7 separate regions of the Homo sapiens genome follow, and regions 2, 3, 4, 5, 6 and 7 are each linked to region 1. The links are chromatin loops, found by intact Hi-C in ENCODE. Cell type or tissue: PC-9. All regions are shown on one strand. Region 1 holds the start of LOC105369399 (a long non-coding RNA gene). Region 2 overlaps ACER3 (alkaline ceramidase 3). Region 3 overlaps CLNS1A (chloride nucleotide-sensitive channel 1A). Region 4 has its middle 22 kb from the start of LINC03030. Region 5 has its middle 49 kb from the start of TSKU-AS1. Region 6 overlaps CAPN5 (calpain 5). Region 7 has its middle 27 kb from the start of TSKU.

Region 1 (4,000 bases):
AAGAAATGTAAGATACATATATCTTAACATAATTTTTAATTATTTTCTTGCATATCTTCTTTTAGATTTAGCCCTGAGTATAATTTTGTTTCTATTGACACTTTAAAAAATGACTTTTCCTGGCATATATGCACCATGGAATACTATGCAGCCATAAAAAAGGATGAGTTCATGTCCTTTGCAGGGACACGGATGAAGCTGGAAACCATCATTCTAAGCAAACTATCACAAGGACAGAAAACCAAACACCGCATGTTCTCACTCATAGGTGGGAGTTGAATAACGAGAACACATGGACACAGGGTGGGGAACATAACACACAGGGGCCTGTCGGAGGGTGGGGATTTTGGGGAGGGATAGCATTAGGAGAAATACCTAACGTAAATGACGAGTTGATGGGTGCAGCAAACCAACATGGCACATGTATACCTATGCAACAAACCTGCACGTTGTGCCCATGTATCCTAGAACTTAAAAGCATAATGAAAAAAAAAAAGCAAAAAAAAAAAAAAAAAAAAAAAAAAAGAAGCTAGCTGAAACCTACCAAAACCAAGATGGCAATGATAGTGACCTCTGGTGGTCCTCACTGCTCATTACATGCTAATTATAATGCATTAGCATGGTAAAAAATACTCTCACCAGCGCCATGACAGTTTACAAATGCCATGGCAACGACCGGAAGTTACCCTATATGGTTTTAAGAGGAGGGACCTTTATTTCCGGAAATTGTCCCCCCTTTACCGAAACCTCATGAATAATCCACCCCTTGTTTAGCATATAGGTATACTCAGTCAAGTAGCCTGCATTGCTGCCCTGCCTATGTAGTAGCCATTCTTTTGTTTATTTACTTCTCTAGTAAACTTGCTTTCACTCTAAAAAAAAAAAAAAAAAAAGACTTTTCCTCATAGCTTGTTGCTACTATATAGGAATTAAATAGATTCTTTTGGTCTTTTTCTTTTTGAGACAGGGTCACCAAGGCTGGAGTGCAGTGGCACGATCAGGGCTCACGGCAGCCTCGACCTCCCGGACTCAAGCGGTCCTCCCACCTCTGCCTCCCGAGTAGCTGGGATTACAGGTGACACCACCACTCCCTGCTAATCTTCGTATTCTTTGTAGGGATGGGGTTTCCCCATGTTGCCCAGGCTGGTTGCAAACTCCTGGGCTCAAGAGATCCACCCACCTCGGCCTAGATTTTTGTATATTGATTTTTTATCTGGAGAAGTTGCTACCTTTTCTTAGTAATCTAATGAAATATCTGGAGGGTTTGTGCGCGTGTGTGGTTTTTTTTGGTGGTTTTTCTATGTAGACTAATAGTTCTTGAAGAGGTGTACTGCCCTCTAGGGAGAGATTTGGAAATTTGCAGGGGAGTTTTATTTTTTGTTGTTGGGCCCAAGAATTCACACATCAAAATAACATTTTATTTTAAAGTATTTTTCTTTTATTTACCTCATATTTACATAATTTACAATAAAAGCATTGTATTGGCTTTTTGAAAATATGTGTGTGGAAGTGTTATATTATCTAAGTATTTCATTTCAGGATGGAGAGAGTGGCATTCATTTGTTACAGAAAGGGAAGTTGGATCTGATAGGGTTCTAAACTTCTGAGATTTTGAAAAAGTTCTTCCTCTAGTTCCAATTATTATATTTCTGTATCTTTTTTTGTCTTGGTGTTCTCTCAAGTTCTGGACAATTCTGAACAGAAGTAGTGATGATGGGTATATCTCATTTGCTCCTAACTTTAAGCAAAATGCTGTCAAATGCTTTCACCTCTTACTAAGATTTTCTTTAAAATCACTAATGGATGTTGAATTTTAATAAACGTCTTTCACATTGCCTCTGAAATGCTCATATTTCTCTTGATATAATGTACCTCATTGACGGATCTTCCTGTCTTATTTATGTAGTTTGGCTGTTTTTCTAATGCTAAGCCCCTCTGGAATTTCTAGTATAAACACACCTCCGTCCTGATAGATCTCCTTTTCACATGTCATCGCATTTCGCCTGCTAGCATTTTGTGTAAGATTTTTGTTTCCATCTAGGTTCCTGAGACAGGCGCATCATCTTCCCTGCTCATGGGATCCTTGAGGGGTTTGAGTGTCAAAGTCATGCTGGTCTCACAAGGGGCGTTGGGGGATCGCGCTCCGGGGTTGCTTCGCTGAGTGCGCGTGTGTGCGGGATGCGGGGTGCGGGGTGCGGGGCGTGCCCCCTGGCGGCCGCGGGCCGCATGAGCCGAACGAGCGGAGCGGGGAGCGCCGGGCCAGTGCCGTGGGGAGCGATGCGCCAGGTGGCGCCGGGTGACGCCAGGTGATGCCGGGGCTGCGCGGGTACTGCAGCCTTCCGTGGACCTGGACACGCGTGCAACCCAGCTTCAGAGACCGGGTGGCCAGGACCCAGAGTCACCCAGCCGACCCATAACGGCGGCTTCTTGAGTCTCGGGGCCGGCAAGGTCCTGAATCTTCATCTCTAGGAATAGAATGGGGATAATCCGCCTGTCTGTCAGGGAAATGGGAGGAGGCTGTAAAAGCATTTTTTGTGTGATTTTGTGTCAAAGCACAATTCGGACCTTCCAGAGGACCTGTCCGCATTCTGGCCTCAGCATTCTTGTTTTCCTGTTTCTTGCAAGCCCTTGACAAATGGCAGCTAGGGGCAGGGAATTCAGAATTAATGTCACTCAGTAGTCCAGAATGAGAGCTCGCATCATGGAGGTCTGTGTGGAAGAAGCACCCTTGTTTGATTCATTTTTGTGCATTATTTCATTACTGTTGATTTATTCCACAAATATTGACTGGGCACTGTGGTGGGCATAATAACGGCCGCCCAAAAAGTTGCCCATACCCTACTGAATACCTGGAACCTGTGACTGATGCATGTTACATAAGAATGTTACATGTGGCATGTCACCATGTTACATGGCAAAGAGAAGTAAGGTTGGAGGTAGAATGAAGGTTGCTCATCAGCTGACTTTAAGATAGGAAAAGAATCCCAGGTTATCTAGGTAGGCCCAGTGTAGTTACAGGGTCCTTGGAAGTGGAAGGAGAAGGCAGGAAAGTCAGAGAGTGATGTGGCTGTGGAAGCAACGCACCAAGAGCCGCCACATGGTCGGTTTTGGAGATGGAGGAAGGAGGTCTCTGCAAGCTGGAAAAGGCAAAGAAATGGATCCTTCCCTAGCACCTCCAGTAAGGAGTGCAGTTGGTGGGTAGAGCTGTAGGGTAACAGATGAGTGTGCTTTTAAGCCAAGCTTGTGGGAATTTGTTACAGCAGCAATAGGGAACTAGTACAGTATCCTAACACAGGGGTCCCCAATCCCTGGGCCAATGACCGGTATTGGTTGTGGCCTGTTAGGAACCGGGCTGCACAGCGGCAGGTGAGCAAAGCTTCATTTGTAATTTATAGTTGCTCCCTATCGCGTGCATTACCACCTCAGCTCCGCCTCCTGTCAGATCAACGACAGCATTAGATTCTCATAGTAGCATGAACCCTATTGTGAACTGCGCATGTGAGGGATCTAGGTCGCCTGCTCCTTATGAGAATCTACTGCCTGATAATCTATCACTGTCTCCTATCACCCCCGATGGGACTGTCTAGTTGCAGGAAAACAAGCTCAGGGTTTCCACTGATTTTACATTATGGTGAGTTGTATAATTATTTCATTATATATTACCATGTAATAATAATAGAAATAAAGTGCACAATAAATGTAATGCACTTGAATCTTCCCCAAACCATCCCCCACGTTGGTCTGTGGAAATATTGTCTTCCACAAAACCAGTCCTTGGTGCCAAAAAGGTTGGGGACTGCTGTCCTAACAGATACAGTCCACATCACTGGGACAGATGGCACTCATCCACTCATCCATTCACCCCAAAAGCATGTAGGAGTATTTGTTATGGCCTGCTCAGAAAATAGATCAGCAAGTGACAAGTGGCTGTGGCTACTGAAGGCCCACGGCAAGGGCTGCAGAAAGGTCACAGAAGTGCCACCTCCTCCTGCTTCCTTCA
Region 2 (4,000 bases), 130 kb after region 1:
ACTAACATTTACGAGCACCTGATTTATGACAAACATAAGCCTGCAGTGTATTAAGGAAAGGATGGTCTTTTCAATACAGATACTGGATCAACTGCATATTTATATAGGAAAAAAATTAATCTGGATCCCAGGTTCACACTCCTTACACAAAAATAAATTCCAGATGGGAGCTTCTCTGAACCCATTCTGGTTCAAGGGCTGCCCAATTCGATAAACAATTAAAAATTTGTTTTAATTAAAAATAAATTCCAGAGGTACTATAGATCTAAATGTAAAAGGTAACACAATAAAACCTTCAGAAGAAAATATGGGAGAACATCTTTATCACCTTGGAGAGGCAATGATTTTTTTCAGTAGGACATGAAAAGGATTAACCACAAAGGCAAAAAATTGATAAATCAGGTAAGACTGTAAAGTCAGGAAAAAAGAATAAAAGGTTACTTTTAAAAAGCTGATTTAAAGAATAATAGATATGTAATTGCTTTGTAAATAAGCAATTTAGCTTATATAGCTATACATGTTAGCTAATTTAATTTTACTAAGCAAAATAATGCACATAAAATGATCGTGGACTTAAAACTTTGGGTAAAAAAATGGTTTCAGCCCAGGCATTGTGGATCATGGCTATAATCCCAGCACTTTGGAAAGCCAAGGGGGGAGGATTGCTTGAGCCCAGGAGTTCGACACCAGCCTGGGCAACATAAGGAGAACCCATCTCTACAAAAAATTTTTTAAAATTAGCCAGGCATAGTGGCACTTGCCCGTGGTCTTAGCTGCTCAGAAGGCTGAGGTGGGAGGATCGCTTGAGCCTGGGAGGCTGAGGCTGCAGTGAGCCATGATCACACCACTGCACTGCAGCCTGGGTGACAGAGCAAGACTCTGTCTGTTAAAAAAAAAAAAAAAAAAGTCAAGAGTTCAATCAGAAAAGATAAACCAGAGTAATTTGAATAGAGAATTATTAACTTATAAGAGTAAGGAGAGACAGGCTAGTCACAAGTAAAGAAAACTCTACAGAATAAAGGAATATCAGAGGTAAGGAGCAGCCACTACCCCTAAGGCTGAGATAGAGCATTAAAAAAGAGGTTTCCCCAAGGCTGAGATGCAGACCTTGCTGGAGAAGGCATGACCATGGTTCACTGAATAGCCGAGAAGTTGCTGTGGTGCTATACCCATAGAGCTTGCTGAAATCTACTGTTCAGAACTTGTCAGAACTCTGCCCTCTAGGGTGCCAGCTAAAGCTAATCCCATAGAGCGGAGAGGTAGGTGGGCAGGGGATGCTACTGACCACTAGGTGCTGCTGACAGCCACGTTCTGCAATAGCCTGGCACCAGAAGCTGACCAAGCTTTAAGAGGTGGGCACTGGGGAAGCCTCAGCACTGTAGGAGCCAGAAGCTATTAAGCCACTTGGACTGCAAGAGCTGGCGCCAGAGAAGTTGCCAAGCCAGCACACCAGAACCAGGAAGGAAAATCTCTTCCTCTTGCAATGTCTCTCTGGCGCCCTCTATTGACAAAATTTAACATCCAGCCAGTTGTCAAAGGAAAATATTCAAAGGGCTCAGGTCTATTTTCACCAACCATGCAATGAATGTTGAACTCAGAGCTAAGAAGTAATAAATTGATAACGACCACAATTATAAAACTATGTTTTCATCAATCATGACTTGGTAAAACTATAGTTGGTGAGGGTTCCCTAACCAAGAAATTAAGAATAAACATTTAAGCAGGTTAAATAATGGATTTCCCCCTTTTTCCATATTTTCTACAATGTTGCTATATTGTCTTTATAACTGAAAACTAAAGTATTAAAAAGATGAATGGTAGAAAATAAAATTACTTCTACTAAGAGTTTAATTGGATTTGAGGTTAACTGCTTCCAGAAAATTCAATTAAAAAATTTCTGTTCTGGAAATAAAAGCGAGATATTCATTCATACACCACACAATAGTGTACTAAAATATTTTGAACACTTTTTTTCTGGAAGGAAAGTCTTATTTTGATATAGATTTAGATTTTTGAAAACTATGATATTTTTATACCCCCAAACACATTCTCCTTATAATATAAATTACAGGCAAGACTGACGTTACAGTAATTTCACGATTTCTTAATAGGTAAATTTATCTTTCAGCAAGGTAAACGGAAACTCAAATATCAAAAATATGAGAAACAAAGTTTGGGGAAAAGCACATGTGCAAAAGGGTACAATTTAAGAGAATTGTGAATGAAGATACAGTAGGAAAGTGTTTTCTCATAGGACAGTAGGTGGAGCCAGTGTGCTCCACAATCTAAACGGTTTTCCAACATTTGGCTGAATACATAAAACCCTGAGGTGACTGGATAAACAATTTAGAGCTCGGTTGTATTTACAACTGTAAAACCATCACCCAGAGCTAAAGATAAATAAATAGAAGCATTAAAATCTAGTGAAGCTGAAAAAGTGATCTATATTGCTTCACTTCCACTGTGAAAAGCCGTCCTGCCCAGTCAGCAAATTAGCTTGATGAAAGCTGTAACTGGTTTGAGCCTGAAAGCAACCCAGCACTTTTCCCCAATGCAAGTTCATTTTGCCAAATATTTTACTGATTATGCAGATCTTCAAATAATGTTAAACATTCCCAGAGCTTCAGAGACTTCAGAGATGGATGTAGATAGGGAGATCATCTAAATTCATCTTCACAATTTAGAGTAGGCATTACTGTGTTCTTATCTACTACCACCTTCTAGCTGTGTGAACTTAGGCAACTTATTTATGCTTAAGCCTTAGTTTCCTAACTTGCAAAATGGGTAAAAACAATTATATTTACATTATTTAAATAATTGAATATGATATAAATAATAAATATGACCAAATAACACATATAAAGATTATTTGATATGAGAAAGATCCATAGAATATTATATAAGAACTTCCACAATCTTGCTGTGTTAAGAATTAATATCTATATAGTGAACTTGCACATGTACTCTTGAATTTAAAATAAAAGTTGAAAAAAAACCCCACATAACTACTTATGATATAAATAAAAAGTAAAAAACGAACAAAAATAGGTGCAACCTGGGAATTGTGTTGGTACTTGCACCAGCTCAAGAACAGTTATCACAAGGGAGAAGGTTTGTCTTCTAATCCAGGCCAGTAACAAAGAAAGTTATAGGGTACACTGGTTCACGCTAAGCTTAAAGAAAAAAATAATAATAATAACCATCATATAAATGCATATTACAGTACAAGGGACTCCTTCCAGTAGCTTTAAATTAAGATAGATATCAGAAGAAAAAAAAAACAGGAAACCAAGTGTGTCTTACTTTAAAAAATGATAAACACAAATGTAATTCAATTTGACAAACATTTATCAAGTATTTTCTACATGCAAGGCACTAAGTTGGGAGCTAGAAGAAAAATTAACAAGTGAATAACTTTGGTACCTATCCTGAAAAAGTATATATAAGTGTAGCAGGAAAGACAGACAGGTAAACAACTAGCAAAAGAGAGTGATAGGAACAAAGAAGGCAAAAAAACCAATACACTTAGCGGGAGGGAGAGAATCCAAGATGGGTTTCAGTAAGAAGATAACACTTAAGCTATGCTTCTGACAGATAAAAAGATATGCAGGAATGTGGGATTTTTATTACTACAAGAGTCATTCTATTTTCTTTTCTTTTCTTTCTTTTTTTTTTTTTTTTGAGACAGGGTCTCTCTCTGTTGCACAGAGTGAGTTCAGTGGCACAATCATGGCTTACTGCAGCCTCGACCTTTTGGGCTCAAGTGATCCTCCCACCTCAGCCTCCTGTGTAGCTGGGACTAAAGGCATATGCCACCACTCCTGGCTAATTAAAAAAAAATTTTTCTGTAGAGACAAGGTATCCCTATGTTGTTCATGCTGGTCTTGAACTACTTGACTCAAGCAATCCTCCCACCTTGGCCTCCCAAAGTGCTTAGATTACAGGCATGAGCCACTGCGCCTGGCCAATTATATATATTTTGGTTTTTTTGTACTGACGA
Region 3 (4,000 bases), 570 kb before region 1:
TGTCAATTCAGGCATCTCTTCAGGTATACACACACCCACCAAAGCAAGAGAGAGATTTTAAGAAATTGGCCCACGTGACTGAAGGCTGGCAAGTCCAAAATCTGCATGGTAAGCCGGCAGACTGGAGACCCAGAGAAGAGTTTATGTTGCATTCTGCTGCCTCAGAAGTTCTGCTGGCAGAATTTCTTCTTGCTCAGGGGAGGTGAGTCTTTTTCCTATTGAGGCCTCCAGCTGATTAAATGAGACCCACCACACTATGCAGGGTAATCTCCTTCACCCAATTTTCACCAGTTTACAAGGCTAATCTCATCTAAAAAATAACCTCCACAGAAACATCTAGAATAATGTTTGACCAACTATCTGGACACCATTGCCTAGCCAAGTTGATGCATAAATTTAACTATCACACCCTTCTTTTTTTCTTAAGATGGAGTTTCGCTCTTGTTGCCGAGGCTGGAGTGCAATGGCACGATCTTGGCTCACTACAACCTCCGCCTCCTGGGTTCAAGCGATTCTCCTGCCTCAGCCTCCTGAATAGCTGGGGTACTGGCGCCTGCCACCGCTCCCAGCTAATTTTTGTATTTTTAGTAGAGACAAGGTTCCACCATGTTGGCTTAAAGTATGCACAGGCAAAGAAGAGGTAGAAAAAAATAAATATAATTCTGAGATGCATTTACTATTAATTTTCTGTTGCATATCCTTTCAGTCTTGTGTCCTTTTGTGTGTGTATATACACTGATTGTGTGTGTGTGTGTGTGTGTGTGTGTGTGTGTTTGAGACAGAGTCTTGCTCTGTCGTCCAGGCCGGAGTACAATAACGTGACCTCGGCTTACTGCAACCTCTGCCTCCCAGGTTCAAGTGATTCTCCCACCTCAGCCTCCTGAGTAGCAGGGATTACCCACTACTATCGTGCCCAGCTAATTTTTGTATTTTTGTAGAGACGGGGTTTCACCATGTTGGCCAGGCTGGTCTCGAACTCCTGACCTCAGGTGATCCGCCCGCCTCAGCCTCCCAAAGTATTGGGATTACAGGCGTGAGCCACTGCACCCGGCCATGATTCTGTCTTATTTATTTATTTATTTATTTAAGACGGAGTCTCACTCTGTTGCCCAGGCTGGAGTGCAGTGGCATGATCTTGGCTTACTTCAACCTCCACCTCCTGGGTTTAAGAGATTCTTCTGCCTCAGCCTCCTGAGTAGTTGGGATTACAGGCATGTGCCACCATGCCTGGCTAATTTTTGTATTTTTAGTAGAGGCGGGGTTTCACCATGTTGGCCAGGCTGGTCTCTAACTCCTGACCTCAGGTGATCTGCCTGCCTTGGCCTCCACCTTCCTGGTTCAAGCCATTCTCCTGCCTCAGCCTCCCGAGTAGCTGGGATTATAAGCGCCTGCCACCATGCCCGGGTAATTTTTTTGTATTTTTGTTAGAGATTTCGCCATGGGGTTTTGCCATGTTGGCCAGGCTGGTCTCAAACTCCTGACCTCAGGTGATCCACCCACCTTGGCCTCCCAAAGTGCTGGGATTACAGGCGTGAGCCACTGTGCCTGGCCAAGACAACTCTTTCCGTGGGGCTTGTATTAGTCTGTTTTCACACTGCTGATAAAGACATACTCAAGACTGGGCAATTAGCAAAAGAAAGAGGTTTCATTGGACTTACAGTTCCATATGGCTGGGGAAACCTCACAATCGTGGTGGAAGACGAGGAGCAAATCACATCTTACATGGAAGGCAGCAAGCAAAAAGAGCTTTTGCAGGAAAACTCCCCCTTATATAACCATCAGATCTAGTGAAACTTACTCATTATTATGAGAACAGCACGGGAAAGACCTGCCCCCATAATTCAGTTACCTCCCACCAGATCCCTCCCACAACACGTGGGAATTCAAGATGAAATTTGGGTAGGGACACAGCCAAACCATATCAGGGCTCTTGTTTTTTTTCTCTTGTTCCCTCCCCACCTTTTATTTAATGAGATGACAAAAACAGGGAAATAAGCAAAAAGCTTGCTGTACTGATTTTTGTCTTTTCACTTTGTGAGGATAGGGCTGTATACCTTAAAAAGCCTAACAGTAAATACTTAGATCTGTAAAGGGTGAACAATTGATACTGCATTTGAAAGTTCCTACATAGAGTTATTTTAGTATTGAGGGTGAGAATTTACACAGTTAGTGTCGCAGACTGATTTTGATGTGGCCTAAATCCCCAGGTAGCATTTTCTTTCTCAGTTTGTCCCTTCAGACTTTTCCAAAAAGAGGAAAAAGCAATTCTTACCAGCAGAGGGCACTAGCTTCCTTCTGGTAGAAGTTATAAGTTGAATCTACCTGTCTGAAGTGTTCATAGGGATTGCTCAGTAATTAATTTTTTTGTTTAGATGGGATGGAGGTGGATACCACACCAACAGTTGCTGGACAGTTTGAGGATGCAGATGTTGATCACTGAAAATGATTTATGCAAGTTTAAGGTGAGTAGTTCATTTTCTCCCTTGTCGCTGATCATGAAAATCATATGAAATGATTACTTTCTACTTTTTAAAATTCTTTCTTGAGACAGGGTCTTACTCTGTCACCCAGGCTAGAGTGCAGTGGCATGATCCTAGCTCACTACAGCCTTGAACTCAAGCAATCCACCTGCCTCACCCTCCCAAATAGCTGGGACTATAGGCACATGCTTACCACACCCAGCTTATTTTAAAATTTTACGTAGAGACAAGGTCTCACATGTTGCCCAGGCTGGTCTCTAACTCCTGGCCTCAAATGATTCTCCCTCCTCGGCATCCGAAAGTACTGGGATTACAGCTGTGAGCCACTGTATCTGGCCTATTTCTTTTTCCTTCTTTAAAAAAATTTTTCTTCTTTTAAACCTCAGATTGTTCCTGACAATTTATTTGCTACTCCATTATTCTGAGAAATATATTGTCCTTTGCCAGCCTAAGTATTTCAACTATATGTTAGATAATAACTGAAGGTCATGTTCATATCATACAGAGCTAGAACCAGTAATTGTAGTAGTCCTTTATAAGCTGTTGTTAAATTGTTGTCCCTGTCTCCCCACTACAACTTCCTCCTACCTTATAGCATTGTTTTCTTGAATACTGGCTATCCTCCAGTCTTTGAGATGCTCTCGCTAGCCTCCTTTTATTTTACTAAAGCATATAGTAATAGCATGGTAAGATTTATATGTTTTGACTTGACTCTGCTACCACTGTCAGTCATCCAGTTAAGTTATAAGATCCTTTGTTATTCCCTGCAATGATAAATATTTCAGAATTCCTTCTCTTTTCTTCTGATACAGATTTTAGTTCTGAACCTAGTTCTGTAATCATTGGCTTTTCTCCAGTTACAAGTTTTAATTCCTTTACCCCTGTTCTATTTCATTTCAGAAACCAGCCTTTTAAAGTTCCAGTTAGCTTCCAAGTTACTGCTATTGTGAAAACTGTATAACATTGCTTCTTATACTGACCATGAATTGTGATACTGGACCTGTGCTTTCTTCTCACATCCTGCCAGTGGAACTATCAGAAAATAACCTCTTAGAGTTCTATGATTTATATTTTCCCTTAAATACTTAATTTTAATTTCCACATTTACTTTTGTCAGTGGTAGCCATACAGTTTAAAATTAGCAATGTCTTCTCTGTTAAAATCATGTGTTCACATCACTGGAGCTCTGTTAACTTTGATTTTTAGCTCTCACAGTTCCAATTGTCAGTAACTTCACTGTTCTACTTCATGGGAAATCCTTTGATATCAACTTCAGTATTCTTTCCTTATTTCTCATCACATTATAGCATATTAATTTTTTCAGTTCAGTGATACTTGTTTTAGTAACTGTTTTATTGCAATTAGAAAACAGATTTTTGGGTCTTTGGGCTTTCACATATTTCTTTTGAAGAATAGACTATACAGAGAACATCAGCCACTCTATTATTAATCAGAATCATGAGAAACTCATTTGGTATGTCACTAACAGTTAAACAAATGGGATGTTACTGCAGTCCTTG
Region 4 (4,000 bases), 500 kb before region 1:
CGTCCGTGTGAAGAGACCACCAAACAGTCTTTGTGTGAGCAATAAAGCTTTTTAATCACCTGGGCGTAGGTGGGCGAATCTGAAAAAGGAGTCAGCAAAGGGAGAGAGATGGGGTGGGACAGTTTTATAGGATTTGGGTAGGTAGTGGAAAATTACAGTTAAAGGGGGTTGTTCTCTTGTGGGCAGGAGTGGGGGTCACAAGATGCTTGGTGGGGAGCTCCTGAGATTCATTGCCCCGGAGAAGGAATGTCACAAGGTCAATTGGTCAGTTAGGGTGGGGCAGGAACAAATCACAGTGGTGGAATGCCATCAGTTAAGGCAGGAACTGGCTATTTTCACTTCTTTTGTGGTTCTTCAGTTGCTTCAGGCCATCTGGATATATATGTGCAGGTCGCAGGGGATATGATCACTTAGCTTGGGCTCAGGCCTGACAATTGGGGTCTCAAGAAAGGGAAAACACCACAGTGAAGAGGAGTGTGGAGTCTGGTTACTTCCTGCTGAAAGGGGGCATTGAAGGGATAGGTTGCATTTTTTCCTTTCTTGCTCTGTCATGAAGGGAATGAAGGGTCACGAAAAACTCGTTCAGGACAGGGAAAACCGGGTTCCATCAAAAGGCCCCATGCAAATGGAAGTTGCTGTTACAGGCTGGTATTGGGATTGCATAGCCATCTGTAGGTGGAATCTTTGCAATCTGGAAGATATAAATTTAATGAGCATGTTAAAAAAAAAAAGCAGGGATCAGATATTAAAAGAAGAATGACAAGGAACAAAGGTCCAAGGAATGGGAGAAGCCAAGTGATTTTTGGAAACCAATTAGTAAAAGTTTTGGTCCAGTCTTGGTTACTTTGGGAAAGTGTGTGTAGTCATTTAGCTTGTTTGAAAATTTCTTGGACATCAGTTTCCACTTCTCCGGACACATTAATGTAGGTGCAACAGGTTTTGTTGATGACAGCAAAGACTCCTCCCTCTTCAGCTAGGAGGTAATCCAGAGCACATCTTTTACCAAAAACCAGAGGAACCAGATACCTGCTTTGGAAAGTAGGGAAGTCTAATTACATCTAATTTTCCCCAGATAAGGAGTTTTGCCTCTGGATGGCCTGTTTGATGGTCACCAGGTGCTATTTGCTCCCTTCTAAATTCTAAATTCTCAGGTAAGGAGCTTTTTCTCTGGGGCCTGTTCAATGGTCACCAGGTGATTTTCAGTCTCCTCATGTACTAAGTAGCCAGGGTAGAGAATTATTTCTCCAGACCAATACCCTCACTGTACAGATGCGAAAGACAAGCCTGGAGAAAATGAAAGTGATTTGCCTGGTGACATGAAATCAAGAACTCAAACTGAGGTCTGCTGACTCCTAGTCATGGGTTCTCTCAGCACTCGACACTGCCTTGGCCTCACTTCATGTGCTTCCACAAAGGCTCAGCCCATACCAGGTCCACCCCGGTGTCTAATCCACAGCAATGCCAACAACAATGTGAGTGTTTATTATTGTGCTACTTTACATATATTATCTCTAATCCAAACAACATGCTTTCAAGAAAGGTGAGCATATCCCCATTATAAGAGGAGGAAGCTGCTGCTCAGAGACTTTAAGAGAGTAGCTAAAGTCACAGCTAGTGAAGACAGTTCAGAATTTGATGCAGTCTTTTGGACTCCAAAGCCTACGCTGTTTAGCTACACTCACCTCCATCTGTTCCTGCTCCATCTTACCTTCCCCAGGTTATTTCTTCATCAAGAGCTAGCTCTAATTCTACTCCCTCCCCAAAAGCCCTTCCACCCCAGACCACAGGGATCCCTTCATTGACTCAACTTTCATGGCAATAATCACCTGCATTAGCTGTTTGGCAAAGTCTAACTCACATTGTAATTTATTTTGTCGTGTATATTACTTGCTTCCTTATCTCTGAGGCTGAGAAAGAGAAGACGCTTCCTCTGTGTTTCTGTCCTTGCCCTGTAGCTGTGTTGAGTTGTGTTGATATTGCAAGAGCATAACATTTAGTCTGTTATGAGATTCTGCCCTTAGAAATACCTAGGGAAGGGATGCCTGTAGGCCCAAGCGGAGTTGAAAATTCAAAATGAAGAAGAACAGCGTTCTCTTCGGGTTCAGATTTGTAGTAATATTTATTCTCTTTTCCATAAGTAAGCCTCTAGGTGGCAGTCGAAAGCCTAGTTGTGAGAGCGTGAGTGTCTCATAAATGAAGTCACAAAATCTCAGGCTGAAAGGAGTTTTTCTCATCTAACTACCAATTCAAAGCTAGAATTCCCTCCCTGACATAACAACAACTATGGCAATATTTCTTCCATCTCAGGGGCTGGTGATGAGAAACTCCCTTTTTTCGAAGCACTTTTTCCATGTGTGGTCAGTTTATTAGAATATCGTTCTTGATTTTATGTGAAAACTGCTTCCTTGTAGCTTCTACCTACTCCAGAAAGAAACTAAGTGTATCTGGGCCTAGGGATGTGAGAACAGCAGAGTCTGAAGATCTGGAGAGCGTTTGACTGGCTCAGAGAAGCCTCCTTTTCACTTCTATTCTTCCCAAGGGCTTCTCCCCAAGAGCCTGGACTTCGTTTAGCCAAACCCACTTTCTCTGATCAAAATAACAAAGAGGCCAGGGCAGGCGGTTCATGCCTGTAATTCCAGCACTTTGGGAGGTTGAGGTGGGCTGATCATTTGAGCCCAGGGATTCAAGACCAGCCTGGGCAAAATGGTGAGACCCTGCCAATAAAAAAAATTTAAAAATTAGTTGGACATGGTGGCACATGCCTGTAGTCCCAGCTACTCAGGTGGCTGAGGTGGGACGATGGCTTGAGCCCAGGAGGCAGAGGTTGCAGTGAGCCATGATTGTGCCACTGCACTTCAGCCTGAGCAACAGAGCAAGACCTCATCTCAAAAAAATAAAAATAAAATAACAAAGAGAGATTAATACTGCACTTCCTGGTCTCAAATGTATTCTTTAGAAATATATAGGACAAGGCCAGGTGTGGTGACTCACGCCTAGCACTTTAAGAGGCCAAAGCAGGTGGATCCCTTGAGCCCAGGAGTTTGAGACCAGCCTGGACAATGTGGCAAAACCCCATCTCTACAAAAAATACAAGAACTGGCCGGGTGCAGTGGTGCGTGCCCAGTTACTCAGGAGGCTGAGGTGGGAGGATGGCTTGAACCTGGGAGGCAGAGGTTGGAGTGAACCGCGATTGCAGCCTGGGCAACAAAGTGAGAGAAAGAAAGAGAGAGAGAGAAAGAAAGAGAAAGAAAGAAAGAAAGAGAGAGAGAGGAAGGAAGGAAGGAAGGAAGGGGAAGGGAAGGGAAGGAGGGAGGGAAGGAGGAAGGGAAGGGAAGGAAGGGAGAGAGAAAGAGAGGAAGGAAGGAAGGAACAAAGGAACGGAAGGAAGGGAGGGAAGGAAACAAATATATACACTGACTATGTACCCACAAAAATAAAAAATTAAAAAATTAAAAGAAATGAAAAAATGTATATATAGAACAAACAAGTGTCTCTTCTTCTAGGGATCTAAAGACAGAGATTGAGTCATCCATCCATCCATCCATCCATTTGTCCATCCATCAAACATATCTTTACTTGGAGCCTACTATGTTACAGGCACTGAGTCTGCTAGTGGGCAGTCAATAAGTGATAAATCCCTAATAACCTGATGACTAACTCAGTCACAGGTAGGTCCAATTTTACATGGTACTTTTTTTTTTTTTTTTTTGAGACAGAGTCTCGCTCTGTTGCCCAGGCTGGAGTGCAGTGGCACGATCTCAGCTCACTGTAGCCTCCGCCTCCCGGGTTCAAGCGATTCTCCTGCCTCAGCCTCCTGAGTAGCTGGGATTACAGGTGTGCGCCATCACGCCCGGCTAATTTTTGTATTTTTAGTAGAGACAGGGTTTCACCATGTTGGTCAGGTTGGTCTCGAACTCCTGACCTCGTGATCCGCCCACCTCAGCCTCCCAAAATGCTGGGATTACAGGCATGAGCCACTGCACTCTACATGGTACATTTT
Region 5 (4,000 bases), 310 kb after region 1:
TCTCGGACGTGGCTTCTCTTTGAGTCCCTCTGAAATGTTTCTTCTGAGGAAGGGGATATGTCAGCCTCTTTCTTCGGCCTCTCAGCTTCCTGGGCCTTTGGAAGTAGGCTTGCACATGCCTGTCCACTGTGGAACAGCACTGGGGCCATGGAGAATAATTTGACAGTGCATCAGACTGCAAACTCTCAGCCCCATGCCCTCCAGACACCGGCAGGAGCCCCGCTGACAAAAGCAGCTCCCTTTCTCATCGCATTGCTGCTCACAGGTCTCTGGATTCTTCCATCTGCTCCTTGCTCTTTGCTGCTGGCTCTCTGTCAGTTGCAGGTCCTCTCCAGCCTGCCGTCTGTTGCTTTTGTCTCACTCCACCACGTAGCTGGAGATTGCGATAAGGTCGCAGAGGGCGAGCTCATCAACCTGCACCATGCGTGAGGATAGTGAGGATAGGAATTGCCAGACCACAGGATCCCCTTCCAAAGCCGGTTGTTCGCACCTCCTGTTGTGCCTCGTACCCTCCACGAGGTTGCAAACCTCTGCCTTTCCCATCAGGTTATAGCAGTCTCTTTTGTCTCACCAGTATCAAAAACAGAGCTGGCACAGACCAGGAGATCAGAAAATGTTGAGCCCACAGATGCATGAAGGTGTGAGACTCAACAAGTTGGACTAATGAGCAGAATGCTCTCAGGGGAACTTCATCAGGGATGAATGCAAAGACCACGTTTGAGCCCAGGACAGGGAGCTGGGGCCATGTGCTTCAGGTGGAGGAGGCAAACCCTCCAGGTGGCAGAGGGTGTTAACTCACTCTGGGTGCACTACATTGGGGGCAGCTGAAACACAAAGGTGGTCTCAGGCGGCAGCCCCACCAGGAGTGGGTTTAGACCACAGTGGGTCTGTCCTGCTCAAGGCTATACTGGCCTGCAGTGCCGCGGCAAGTTCTGAATGCTGCCTTATGAGAACAAAAAGGGCAAACTGAAAGTACTATCTCCCTCCCAAATTTGGGTCCCTCTACCAGTCTCCAGGCTGGCCCTCACCAAGCCAGGGGACCAGCTCTCTACCCAATGCTAGTCCGCTGTTTCGTGCTCTGGGCTGGACCCTCCCTCTGCTCAGCACAGCCACTTGCTTCTGGGAAACCTGAGATTGGCTTTCTCTGCTTATTCTTTCTCTGTTTGAAGCTGTCTGGAACTGGGCCTGGCTTCTTTTACAGGATGCTGCCTGCCGACAAGCTCATTCTGAAGCAATTCAAAACAGGCTTGGTCCCTGTGATAAATCCCTGGCAGGGACCAGGAGTGACAGCAACACATAAAATAAACCCCAAAGGAAAAACTCAGCCTCCTGAAACACTCTGTTAAGATGGCAAATTCACATCCAGTCACTGTGGGAGGTGCAAGTCAAGTTCACGTTAAAATGATAATTTCCCACACTACCGGCTTGCACCTGGGGCTCCTGGTCGGGTGCTAAGTGCATATTTAGTATCCACCCCAGGTGGCAGGACAGGCTCAGGATGTAACTCAGCCTCCCAGGGTCTCCAACAATCGTCTCCAGCCTCAGAGCAGCCCCCCTGACCCCACAAATTGTCTTGATTCCCCAGGAACCACTTTTACTCTAATAGAATTTTCTCTATTTTTATAGAAATCTCATTTGGAGCTTCAGAGGCTGTCTTTACCTCTTATCTCGCACTTACTGGGTGGCCTAGAATAAGTCATGCAGGCCTCTCAGCCTCAGATACCTCACCTGTGTCAGGGGCCCCCAGCATACCAAACTTTCCCTCTCGAGCATCTAATTTCATCCTCACCACAAGCCCAGAAGGTGCACCTATTTCCTCAAAGGGGAAAATGGGGCCCCTGAGGCCCCATTCCAGGAGGGAGATGCCAGGGTCTGTCCCTAAGCCCGTGCTTTTTTTTTTTTTTTAGATGGATTCTCACTCTGTCGCCCAGGCTGGAATGCAGTGTTGCATTCTCCACTCACTGCAAACTCTGCCTCCCGGGTTCAAGCAATTCTCCTGCCTCAGCCTCCTGAGTAGCTGGGATTGCAGGTGCATGCCACCACACCCGGCTAATTTTTGTATTTTTAGTAAAGATGGGGTTTCACCATGTTGGCCAGGCTGGCCTTGAGCTCCTGGCCTCAAGTGATCTGCCTGCCCCGGCTTCCCAAAGTGCTGGGATTACAGGTGTGAGCCACCACACCCTAAGCCTGTGTTTTTTATGCCCCTGCACCCCAGGACCCTAACTTGGTCCTTTGTGTCCTGAGCCTATCACCTGCCTGAGCTGCCCACAAGCTGCAGGCTGGGCCTGGTTCTGACTCCAGGTGTGCTCTCCTGCAGGCAGCTTTCTACTGCCAAGAAACTCCAGCGTAGGCCAATTATTGGAGCCTTGGTGCCCTCTGCTGGATAAAGACTAAAATACCAGCCTGATGAGAATTGAACACTGAGAACACATGGACACAGGAAGGGGAACATCACACACCAGGGCCAGTCGTGGGGTGGGGGGAGGGGGGAGGGGGGAGGGATAGCATTAGGAGATATACCTAATGTTAAATGATGAGTTAATGGGTGCAGCATACCAACATGGCACATGTATACATATGTAACAAACCTGCACGTTGTGCACATGTACCCTAAAACTTAAAGTATAATAAAAATAAAAATAAAAAATACCAGCCTGAGACCACACTGGACAGTAATGTCTATTTCACATCCATCCATCATCATCCTTGCATTCGCTTATCCACCTACCGATCCATCTGCCTTCCATCCACCCATCTAGTTTTCCATCTACTATGGTTCGAATGTGTCCCCCAAAGTCTGTATGTTGGAAATTTGATCCTCAATGTGGAGATATTGGGAGGTGAGGCCTTAACAAGATGAGGCCTTAGCTCATGGGGGCTCTGCCCTCATGAATGAATTAATGCCATTATCATGGGAATGGGTTGTTATTATGAGTTCCTTATAAAAGAATGAGTTTGGCCCCCTTTTGCCTCTCTCTCACCTGCATGCTCTTTCTTGCCATGAGATGCCTTCCACCATGTTGTGCTGCAGCAAGAAGTCCCTCACCAGATGCCGGCCCCTCAGTCTTGCACTTTTCAGCCTCCAGAACCATGAACCAAATAAATTTCTGTTCATTCTAAATTACCTAGTCTGTGATATTCTGCTATAGCAGCACAAAATGAACTAAGACACTATCTGTCCATCTACCCATCTATCTATCCATCCATCCATACACCCATTTGTCCTTTCATCTATCCACCCACCTGCCCATCCATCCATCTGCCATCCCTACATCCACTCATCCATCCATCTGTCCATCCATCCATCTCAATTTTACTCATGTCCTGTAGGCATCATCCTCTCTCTCACTGCAGCATCCCCAGCTCCTCCCCTGCACTAGGCCCTGCAGAGGCCTCAGTGAAAGAAACAAGAAAGACCTCCCCCAACCCATGTGTCCCTTTCCTCTTGGCAGAGCACCTTCACTTCCATTATATCCTTTGTCATGACAGACACTCTAAGGAGCCTTGGGATTCCCATTTAACTGGTGAGGAACTGAAACCCAGAAAGGCCAAGGAGCATGATGCAGTAGAAATAGTCTTTGGGGACAGAGTGACCAGTTTCAAATCAGGGCTCTGTCATTTACTGATTCTGTCACCCTGAGCAAGAATCAGCTCTCTGAATCCCAGTTCCTCATCTGTAAAGTTAACTAATTCAGCATGTATTTATTGTGTATATACTATGCACTAGGCTTGGCTTTGGGGGTACAGCAATGAACAGGGCAGGAAAGGCCATTGTTCGTCTGAGCCTTACGCTGTAGAGGTTCTAATGAGGCTCCAGTGAGATGAGACTATATTCCAGGGCCATAGACAAGTGCTACTTATGTCATGTCATTGTTATTACCTATGTAAGAAAAAAGTTTGGAAATGCTTTCCAGTAAAAAGAAAAGTTGGGGAAATGGTTGACACTATTTTTATTTTTTATTTCTATTTTTTGATATGGAGTCTCGCTCTGTCACCCAGG
Region 6 (4,000 bases), 67 kb before region 1:
GGACACAGTTGCTCAGAGAGGCAGGGCCACACTGGAACCCAGACCAGGGACTCAGGTGCTGGAGGGCTAGGAGGCTGCACGGGACCTACAGGATGGGATGGGAATTGCAGTCATGGGGCAGTGCTGTGTTCACAGAGCTTTAAAACCCCCATGGGCAGCAGTCTCAGTAAAGGAAGGTGCCCATAGTGGGTCAGCCCAGGGGAATGCTGGGGCCCACGTGCACTGGCTCAGCTGTTGTTAAATATTCGGGAATATTTAAATTGTTAAATATTCCAGGAATTGTTAAATATTCAGGAACATTGTTTTGTTTTTTGTTTTTTTTTTGGATGGAGTTTTGCTCTTGTTGCCCAGGCTGGAGTGCAATGGCGCGATCTTGGCTCACCACAATTTCTGCCTCCCGGGTTCAAGCAATTCTCCTGCCTCAGCCTCCCGAGTAGCTGGGATTACAGGCATGTGCCACCATGCCCGGCCAGGAATATTGTTAATAGCTGGTTGTTAAATGTGGGTAGTTGGAAATCAGCCATGGTGGGAGTATTTACACCACAGTAATTAGCAAATGCTACAAACCGGGGCTTTTTACTTTGCTGGAGGCAGTTTACCAGCACAGCACAGGGTCTGCTAAAGTTGGGTTTGAACTTGGCTTTCACTGGGCCTCAGCTTTCTCATCCAAAACACGAGCAAGTAATGAAATCAGGACCACCCTCAGATGCACAGACGTTCATAACCCAAGAGGATCAGAAAAGAAGTTTTGGTTGAACAGTGCGGGAAAGGCTTTTCACAGCCTAGAGGGTCTGGGCAGGGGGTTGCACCTTCCAACTTCTCCCCTCCCCCACGAGGCTGAGGGTCTGAATACGTAGGAGCTGACCTGAGCGTGGGATGTCACAGTTGTCTCCCATCTCAGTCAGCGAGGGTGAAGGGGAGGGGTCGCCTCTGGGGACTGCCGTGTTCTCACCTTGATGGAGGCACTGATGAGGCCGCCCCGGCTGTGCACCTTTAACATGCGCTCAAAGAGCTGGTTCCTCTTAGTCTCATCGTTGGCAAAGTCACCCTCGGTCAGGTCGATGGGCTCAGAAACACCACCCGTGAAGTCCACCAGTGCGTCTGCTGTGTTGCCTCCATCCAGGGCCTGGTAACAGCCTGCCAGTCTGGGAAGCAATGTGGAAAGACTTCCCAGCTCATGCTCCCCAGCCAGGCTGCATCCTTTACCTCATAGGGGAGGTTTTTGAAACTCAGAGGGGTCAAACAACCTGTTACAGTCACGCAGCAGGCCACGGCGGAGCCAACACTGGAACCCAGTTCTTAACACTCGGGCCAACATATAAGGCTTAAATTCCCCTAAGCCTTAGTGGCTCAATCTTAAAAAATCAGCTGTCCAAAAAAAAAAAAGCAACTCTTTTCCAAAGTGCCAACAATGGTCAGGGGGAGGGGAAGGAGTTACTGTCGGATGGGTATAGACCTCCTGCTGGGAATGATGAGAAGGTTCTGGGGATAGATAGTGGTGATGGCCCATAGCACTGTGATCATAATGAATGCCACTGAATTGTATGTTTCCATATGGTTAAAATGAGAAGCATTATGTTTTGTCTATTTTACCACAATGAAACTGTGTTTTTTCAAAAAACAAAAAACAACCAAGGCCACTGGGTCGACCTGCATCCAGGTGGTGGAGACTCAGTGGCCACCAGGGGGCTGGCTTTCCTTTCTTAGGATTGAAAGTGGAACCTGCCAATGTGTTTTCTTGGGTTTTTGATGTTGGGAGTTTTTGTCTTTCCTTTTCCTCTCTCCCCCTTTCTCTTGTTTTCTATCTCTCTCTCTCCTTGCTCCTGCCCCTACACACACATTTTTTCAGCAAGATTGACAAATGGGCCTAGCAGGAGGAACCAGAGAGTGGCTCACCTAGAGCTGGCGAGGCTGGCCTCTGACCCCACTGCCCCTCCTCCCTCCTCCCTCCTGGCCTAGGCGTATCCCTGCCCTGCAACGGCCTGCGCGAGTCACTCTTCCCCAGGGTTCCCCACAGCTCAGCAAAACTTTGCTTGTGCCCATTCTATGCTGGGCTCTGTGTTGGGCACTGGGGACACAGAAGCAGAAGGCACGGAGCAGAAGGAGGGGTCAGCAAAGACAGAATGGACAGTCAGCCAGGCAGAGGCGGATGGTGGACAAGAGGGAGGCCCAGCAGGCGGGGAAGGCAGGCACGTGGCCCACCCTGCACAACCAGGCCCCAGCTCAGTTACCACTTCCCCAACCAAGGCCCCAGGCAGGGCATGGCAGCATGAACCTTCGAGAATGGTCCTAAATGTGAGTGCTGCCTCTGCCCCCAGCTACCTACAGGATGTTGCCTGGGCCTCAGTCTTCTCCCCCTAAAATGGGAGTAACCAACATTCCTCTCCTTACAGGGCCCAGGCCTCCACCCCACCCAGCACAGGCTCAGCTGACTATGCCCTCAGGCCTGGCGGTTGAGCCTGCTGCGTGCCTGCACCAGCCCCTCACTTCTCTGTGCCTAAAGCCCTGGCTAACGGAATACCACGAGGAGCCCATCCGGTGCCACCCCCGTCTGGGCCTCCCACCCACCTGCCTGCTGCTGGCACCTACTTGGCATAGGCCTTCTCCACTAGGGCGCACCAAAACTCATTGCGGGAGTTGGAGTGGCAGTAGATGAGCTGGTTGTTGACTGTGGGCAGCCGGTCATCGATGACCACGTCCACCCATTCCCCGAAGCGCCAGAAGTGGAAGTGGAAGATGCCCGCGTAGGCGTTGGGCTTTTCGGGGTCCCATTCCTGCTCCTTCCAGTCTGGGATGACCTGGGTAGGGGGAGGGGGGATAGGATGGGGGAACACAGTGAGGGGATGTCCGGCTTCCTGAGGAAATGGGGGCGTGTGCTTCCAGCGAATCGGAATGTAAAGGAATACTGGGTTCGGATTCCAACTCTGCCACAAGCCTTCGTGAGACCCGGATGAATCCTCCCCATCTCCAGGCTCAGGTTCCCATCTCCGCGAGGCTTGGAGGCTCCCTCGGCCTCCTTCCAGCTGTTGTTCTCAGAGTGTGTGAGCTTTCCTCTTTCTCATGCCTCCCTGCAACCTTCCCCGAGACTTCCGTCCACATCTACCACCAGCTCCTGCCTAGTGACCAGCGCCACCATCCACCCATCCAGCCCACCCCAAGGCTGGCAGCCCCACTGGCTGCTTTGCTTTCCCTCCCTCCATCCAGTCAGCCCAATCTGAGCGCCTCCATTCTCCTGAAATCCATCTCCTCCTCTCCATCCTACTGGCACCACCCTGGCCCAATCCCCCATCTCCTCGCCCAGGGACAACTGTAGCAGTGTCTGCAGCTACATCTACTCTCGCCCCACATAGACCAACCCAGTCCTGTCACTTCCCTAGAAAATAAGACACAAACTCTCAATGCACTCCCCCAGCCTCATTTCTCTGCCTCCCCCACAGCAGCCCCCACCCCTGCTCCCTGCTCCAGGTTCTTCCTTCTCCTCATTACTCAGTAGACTTCCATTTGTCCTTTAGTGTCCATCCTCTTTCTCCAGGAAGCCTCCCTGACTATTCAGATTAGGCCAGGACCCCTATCTCAGTCTCATGGCCCTTGGCAGCTCTCATCTGAGATACTTACCTTTACCAAGTTATAATTAAGTAACTCTGTGACTTTGAGCTCTGATGTTACACTGGGAATGTCAGTTCTCTGGGGGCAGGGCCATATAGGTCTCAGTCACTGCTATGCACCCAGCACCTAGCCCAGGGCCTGACCCAGAGAGTATGTTTAGTAAACATGCATTGACTGAATGAATGAATTCAAAGACATTGACTGGGGACACTGAGACATTGATTTTATTACTTATGACGCATCTGGGAAATGCCTGTGACTACCATGACTTATCTCCATTTAATTATCACAATAACCTCTGAGTAGATGACTATTATCCAGCCCTACTTCACAGATGACAATACTGTGGCCCAGAGAGGGCACGTAACTCGTCCAGGGTCACCCAGCTAGAAAA
Region 7 (4,000 bases), 240 kb after region 1:
ACACAACAGACTTTAAGTTCTCTTGTGAAGGTTATGATCGAATTGGCTGAACAGAGAAGTATCTGTGAAGCTGCTGGCCCTCATGGCCTATGGAAAAAACATTGGGTATTATAGAGATTCAGTTGTAGCAGATTAACGAAGACCCTGCTTAGTTAAGTGAGTAGACTCTTTACGTAGCTCATTCTTTAATCTATTTAATTTTAGGAGGTTTGGTTTATGGGGACCCTGGGTAAGGAGCATACTCCAAACTCTTGGTATTATCCTCCCAATAGTCATGATAATAGTCTCCCTGGTGCACTGTATTCTCTCAGACATTTTAAATATTTGCATGCAGCCATCTCTAGAATGTCAGATGGTCTCTCTTCAACTGGAATGACAAGAGCTGAAAGAAATGTGTGACCATGAGGACACCATAACCTATGAATGATGTTCTGAGACTAGAAACCCAAAATGATGGTAACTGAGAGTGGTGCTAAGGCCGTAAGTTTTGGTCACGTTCTCACCTAGGTGAGAACGTGACCAAAAAGGGGTAATTTTTTTTAAACAAAATTATGGGAGGCCATTGTTTTGAACTGAGCTCATGCACTAGGCCCCAACAGACCAAACCAAACCAAAATGGAGTCGCTCATGTTAAGACTTTAAGGAAACACATAGATCCTAGAACAGATCACAGACCAGGTTTTGTTATTCTCCTGCAAATCTCTATAACAAACATTCCTGACAGCAAAGGTACCCAGCCCCTGAAGTTCCCATTAAATCTTTTAACCAAATTCATTTCCTCTTACTCAGAGACCATCAAGCTTCAGATGATCATGCAACATGGGTTCCAGCCAGTTCCAAGTGAAGAGACCACCCCCGGCCATCAAGGAACTATCCTCCCTCCACTAAACAGAGCAGGGCTAGCGTTCCATGATCCCCAATAGGTAGGGACTATGCCCTAAGCCAGCATAAAGTAGTTAAAGAAGAAAGACCATCCGTTCCTCTGCCTTCTATAAAGATTTATGGGGTCACATCTCTCAGGGGAGAAATAAGGCAGGAGAATATGGTCTGGAGGCAGGGAACCTAAGGCCAATTCATGCTGGACTTCCTAGAAGTGAATCAAATGGAAACACTTCAGCTATGACAGGGAATATCCTCTCCATTTACATAGGGCATACACCGAGTATCCAATGGAAACCTCTAGAGGGTATTTAGACCCCAGGAAATTCTGTAATGGGGCTCTTCAACCCCTATGCTTGGGCCACTCCCACCCTGTGTGGTGTGTACTTTTGTTTTCAATAAATCTCTGCTTTTGTTGCTTCATTCTTTTTCTTTGCTTTGTGCGTTTTGTCCAATTCTCTGTTCAAGATGCCAAGAACCTGCACACCCTCTACCAGTAACACTCCTGCCTCCTGGCCTCCTTCCTGGTGTCTTCCCAGTGACCCACTCTCACCAGGCCAAGGAGCAGGGACAGGGTTCTCCTTTCCTCTCTGTCCTCATTTTTACAGGGAGCGGAGAGCGGACAGTGTTAACAATGCAACTTCCTCACTAGGTTTTTGTGAAGATCAAACATATCTGGGACATCCAGTTGCTTTGAAACATTACATGCCATTCAGGTAGACAGGAATTACTCATTTTATGATTGTTACTTTTAGTTTCTTTTCCTCCATAATTTCTGGCTACACTTTGAATTAAATTGTTTTATCAGCGCCCCCTGCTGAGTGCCAATGAAATAATGACCCAATCCTAACTTGGGATGGATTAGACCTAACATGTAGCGGGCAGAGAAAGCCAAAGGACTGACACTAGCATCGCACCAGTACTGACCAGTCAAAACCGACACGGCGTCATGTCCTGGGATGTGCTCCCTGAACCCCAGCCTCAGGGAGCGGAGGAAGGAACCCCTCAGTGTGCCAGGCCCTGTGACGGGGGCTCCAGCTGATTACCTTGGTAACTCTTTCAGCAGGCTCTGAGCTTGTTAGAAATGGGTTGTAAACAGTGTTCATGTCCCACGCTTCTGTGACGCAGCTTGAACATGGTAGGAATGATTGAATTCAAGGTACCCCAGCTCTCTGCCACCCCAATTTGAGGAGCAAAATACCTTCCCTGCTGACCTACCTTTATGCCTGGGTGCCTCCACATAATCAATTTTTTTGTTTGTTTTTGAGACAGAGTCTCGTTCTGTTGCCCAGGCTGGAGTGCAGTGGCGCGATCTCGGCTTACTGCAAGCTCCGCCTCCCGGGTTCATGCCATTCTCCTGCCTCAGCCTCCCGAGTAGCTGGGACTACAGGCATCCACCACCACACCCGGCTAATTTTTTGTATTTTTAGTAGAGATGGGGTTTCACCGTGTTAGCCAGGATGGTCTTGATCTCCTGACCTTGTGATCTGCCCGCCTCAGCCTCCCAAAGTGCTGGGATTACAGGCGTGAGCCACCGCGCCCGGCCAATTTTTTTTATTTTTATTTTTTATTTTTTGAGATGGAGTCTCCCTCTGTCGCCCAGGCTGGAGTGCAGTGGTGTGATCTCAGCTCACTGCAGCCTCTCTCTGCCTCCTGGGTTCAAGCAATTCTCCTGCCTCAGTCTCCCAAATAGCTGGGATTACAGGCTTGCTATTTTTTTTTGTATTTTTTGTTCTTTTAGTAGAGATGGGGTTTCACCATGTTGGCCAGGCTGCTCTTGAATTCCCGATCTCAAGTGATCCACTGGCCTCGGTCTCCTAAAGTGCTGGGATTACAGGCATGAGCCACAGCACCTGGATGCATAGTCAAATACTTTTAGTTAAAGCTCTGAGGTCCGTGTTAAAAAGCCAAGAACTCAGGAGGGGAATATGCCATGCTCTCATCTGACGTGAGCAGTGGCCACGTGATGTTCTTGGTCTTACCCTGTGCTGAGCGGGCTCTGTGGGGATAGGGAGGAGGCCTGGACAGGAAGGTCAGAGGACCCAGGATTTAAACTGGCTGGGTGACCATGAGTGGGTTACCCAAGGAGGGGAAGAATGCAGACTTGAGCTCTTGGGAGCTTTCTCTGATGAGCTTTTGGATCCCAGGGCAGCTGTCCTTGGCCAAGAGAACAACCAAACAGTTGAGACAAGTCTCTGGTCTGGGCTGAAGCCTGCGTCAAAGTTGTTGGACTAGCACTCTGGGATTCCATTTCTGATTCTGTATGTCTAATCTTTTGCTTCCCATTCTCTGCATTGAGCAGTCTGTTTGTGGGCTCTGGAATCGACAGACTCGTTTTTAAAATGTAGAATCTGTCACTTATCGGCTATGGGACCTTGGGCAAATTACTTAACCTCCCTGAGCTTCCATTTTCTCCTCTGTAAAACAGCTTTATATATAGCGAGAATGAATAAGTCAATACACACAAAGTGTACATCTCAGCGCCTGGCACCGAATAACCTGTCATTTCATCGGCAAGTTTTATTTTTATTTTAAAACAGACCCAAATTCCTACATTTCTTCCTATCTCCACTGCTACCATCAAGTCACTCTCATCTCCTTCCTGGTTTATGGCAAGGACTTCCTAATGGATCTCTCTGCTTCTGCTCTGGCACTCACAGCCAGGGCAATCTTTGTAAAGTGTCCCCAGAGCCTGTGTCACCTCTGTCTAAAGGCCTCTAATTGGCTTCCTGCTGTGACTGGAGTAAAATCCGCAGCACTGACAGTGGTCTATCCAGCCAGCCTCGCTGCCCTCAATTCTCCCATCAAGCCCCGGCCAGCCTCGCGTCCTTCCTGAGTGTGCCAAGCTCACTCACTCCTTGAGGTCTTTGCACCGAGATTTCCTCCCTTGGAAAAGGTTCCTCAGGTCCCCGCAGGGTTGGCTTCCTCCCTTCTTTTAAGTCTCAGCTCAAACGTGAGAGTAGCACCCAACCGCGTTACCTCTGCCGGCACCCCCGTCACCTCTACTGTGCTCCAATTTGCCCTCTTTGTAGCATTCACCATCTCCTCACTTACTTAGATGCCCAGGCACCCATTTACTGTTGGCCCTCCCCGTAGATGACCACCTCCATGACAGCAGGGA

Evidence for each region. Hi-C counts contacts between places; a loop is a spot of excess contacts. Peaks named below come from ENCODE experiments on the same cell type or tissue, not always from the same donor. Only the 100,000 strongest peaks of a DNase experiment are listed, where the experiment ranks them.
Region 2: a loop joins it to region 1, with 21 times the contacts of the local background. A loop is called at or near these places in 40 of 110 quality-filtered maps.
Region 3: a loop joins it to region 1, with 19 times the contacts of the local background. A loop is called at or near these places in 7 of 110 quality-filtered maps.
Region 4: a loop joins it to region 1, with 5 times the contacts of the local background. A loop is called at or near these places in 12 of 110 quality-filtered maps.
Region 5: it touches region 1 in a loop (14-fold over the local background); 32 of 110 quality-filtered maps call a loop at or near these places.
Region 6: it touches region 1 in a loop (13-fold over the local background); 18 of 110 quality-filtered maps call a loop at or near these places.
Region 7: a loop joins it to region 1, with 28 times the contacts of the local background. A loop is called at or near these places in 31 of 110 quality-filtered maps.

The regions. Positions count from the first base shown.
Region 1 is chr11:77,044,449-77,048,448 of GRCh38, reverse strand. LOC105369399 (a long non-coding RNA gene) reads right to left here and starts at 583. Exons shown (of 2, transcript XR_950340.1): 1 at 545-583. RefSeq lists a silencer at 2,116-2,295. In PC-9, CTCF peaks have their summits at 1,086, 1,301, 1,990 and 2,190 (motif pointing left); DNase peaks (open chromatin) are centred at 618 and 1,308; H3K4me3 peaks cover 1,449 bases; H3K27ac peaks cover 470 bases.
Region 2 is chr11:76,917,541-76,921,540 of GRCh38, reverse strand. All of the region lies in intron 1 of ACER3 (alkaline ceramidase 3), which reads right to left. Among named protein-coding and RNA genes, the nearest start is that of ACER3, 59 kb to the right of the region's middle. In PC-9, CTCF peaks have their summits at 1,308 (motif pointing right), 1,508 (motif pointing left), 1,937 and 2,283 (motif pointing right); DNase peaks (open chromatin) are centred at 1,490 and 2,280.
Region 3 is chr11:77,618,068-77,622,067 of GRCh38, reverse strand. CLNS1A (chloride nucleotide-sensitive channel 1A) reads left to right here. Exons shown (of 7, transcript NM_001293.3): 6 at 2,373-2,462. The coding sequence ends at 2,440. Among named protein-coding and RNA genes, the nearest start is that of CLNS1A, 18 kb to the left of the region's middle. In PC-9, CTCF peaks have their summits at 2,094 and 2,293 (motif pointing right); a DNase peak (open chromatin) is centred at 2,267.
Region 4 is chr11:77,546,608-77,550,607 of GRCh38, reverse strand. No RefSeq gene overlaps it. Among named protein-coding and RNA genes, the nearest start is that of LINC03030, 22 kb to the left of the region's middle. RefSeq lists an enhancer at 1,396-1,465. In PC-9, CTCF peaks have their summits at 1,948 and 2,148 (motif pointing right); a DNase peak (open chromatin) is centred at 2,177.
Region 5 is chr11:76,732,441-76,736,440 of GRCh38, reverse strand. No RefSeq gene overlaps it. Among named protein-coding and RNA genes, the nearest start is that of TSKU-AS1, 49 kb to the left of the region's middle. RefSeq lists a silencer at 2,353-2,452. In PC-9, a CTCF peak has its summit at 2,321; a DNase peak (open chromatin) is centred at 2,360.
Region 6 is chr11:77,111,387-77,115,386 of GRCh38, reverse strand. It overlaps CAPN5 (calpain 5), which reads right to left. Exons shown (of 13, transcript NM_004055.5): 4 at 2,590-2,798; 5 at 953-1,145. Among named protein-coding and RNA genes, the nearest start is that of OMP, 11 kb to the right of the region's middle. RefSeq lists enhancers at 479-1,072, 1,073-1,668, 1,669-2,263. In PC-9, CTCF peaks have their summits at 1,507 and 1,708 (motif pointing right); no DNase peak of the experiment used is centred here.
Region 7 is chr11:76,808,102-76,812,101 of GRCh38, reverse strand. No RefSeq gene overlaps it. Among named protein-coding and RNA genes, the nearest start is that of TSKU, 27 kb to the right of the region's middle. RefSeq lists an enhancer at 1,547-1,636. In PC-9, CTCF peaks have their summits at 1,523 and 1,727 (motif pointing left); no DNase peak of the experiment used is centred here.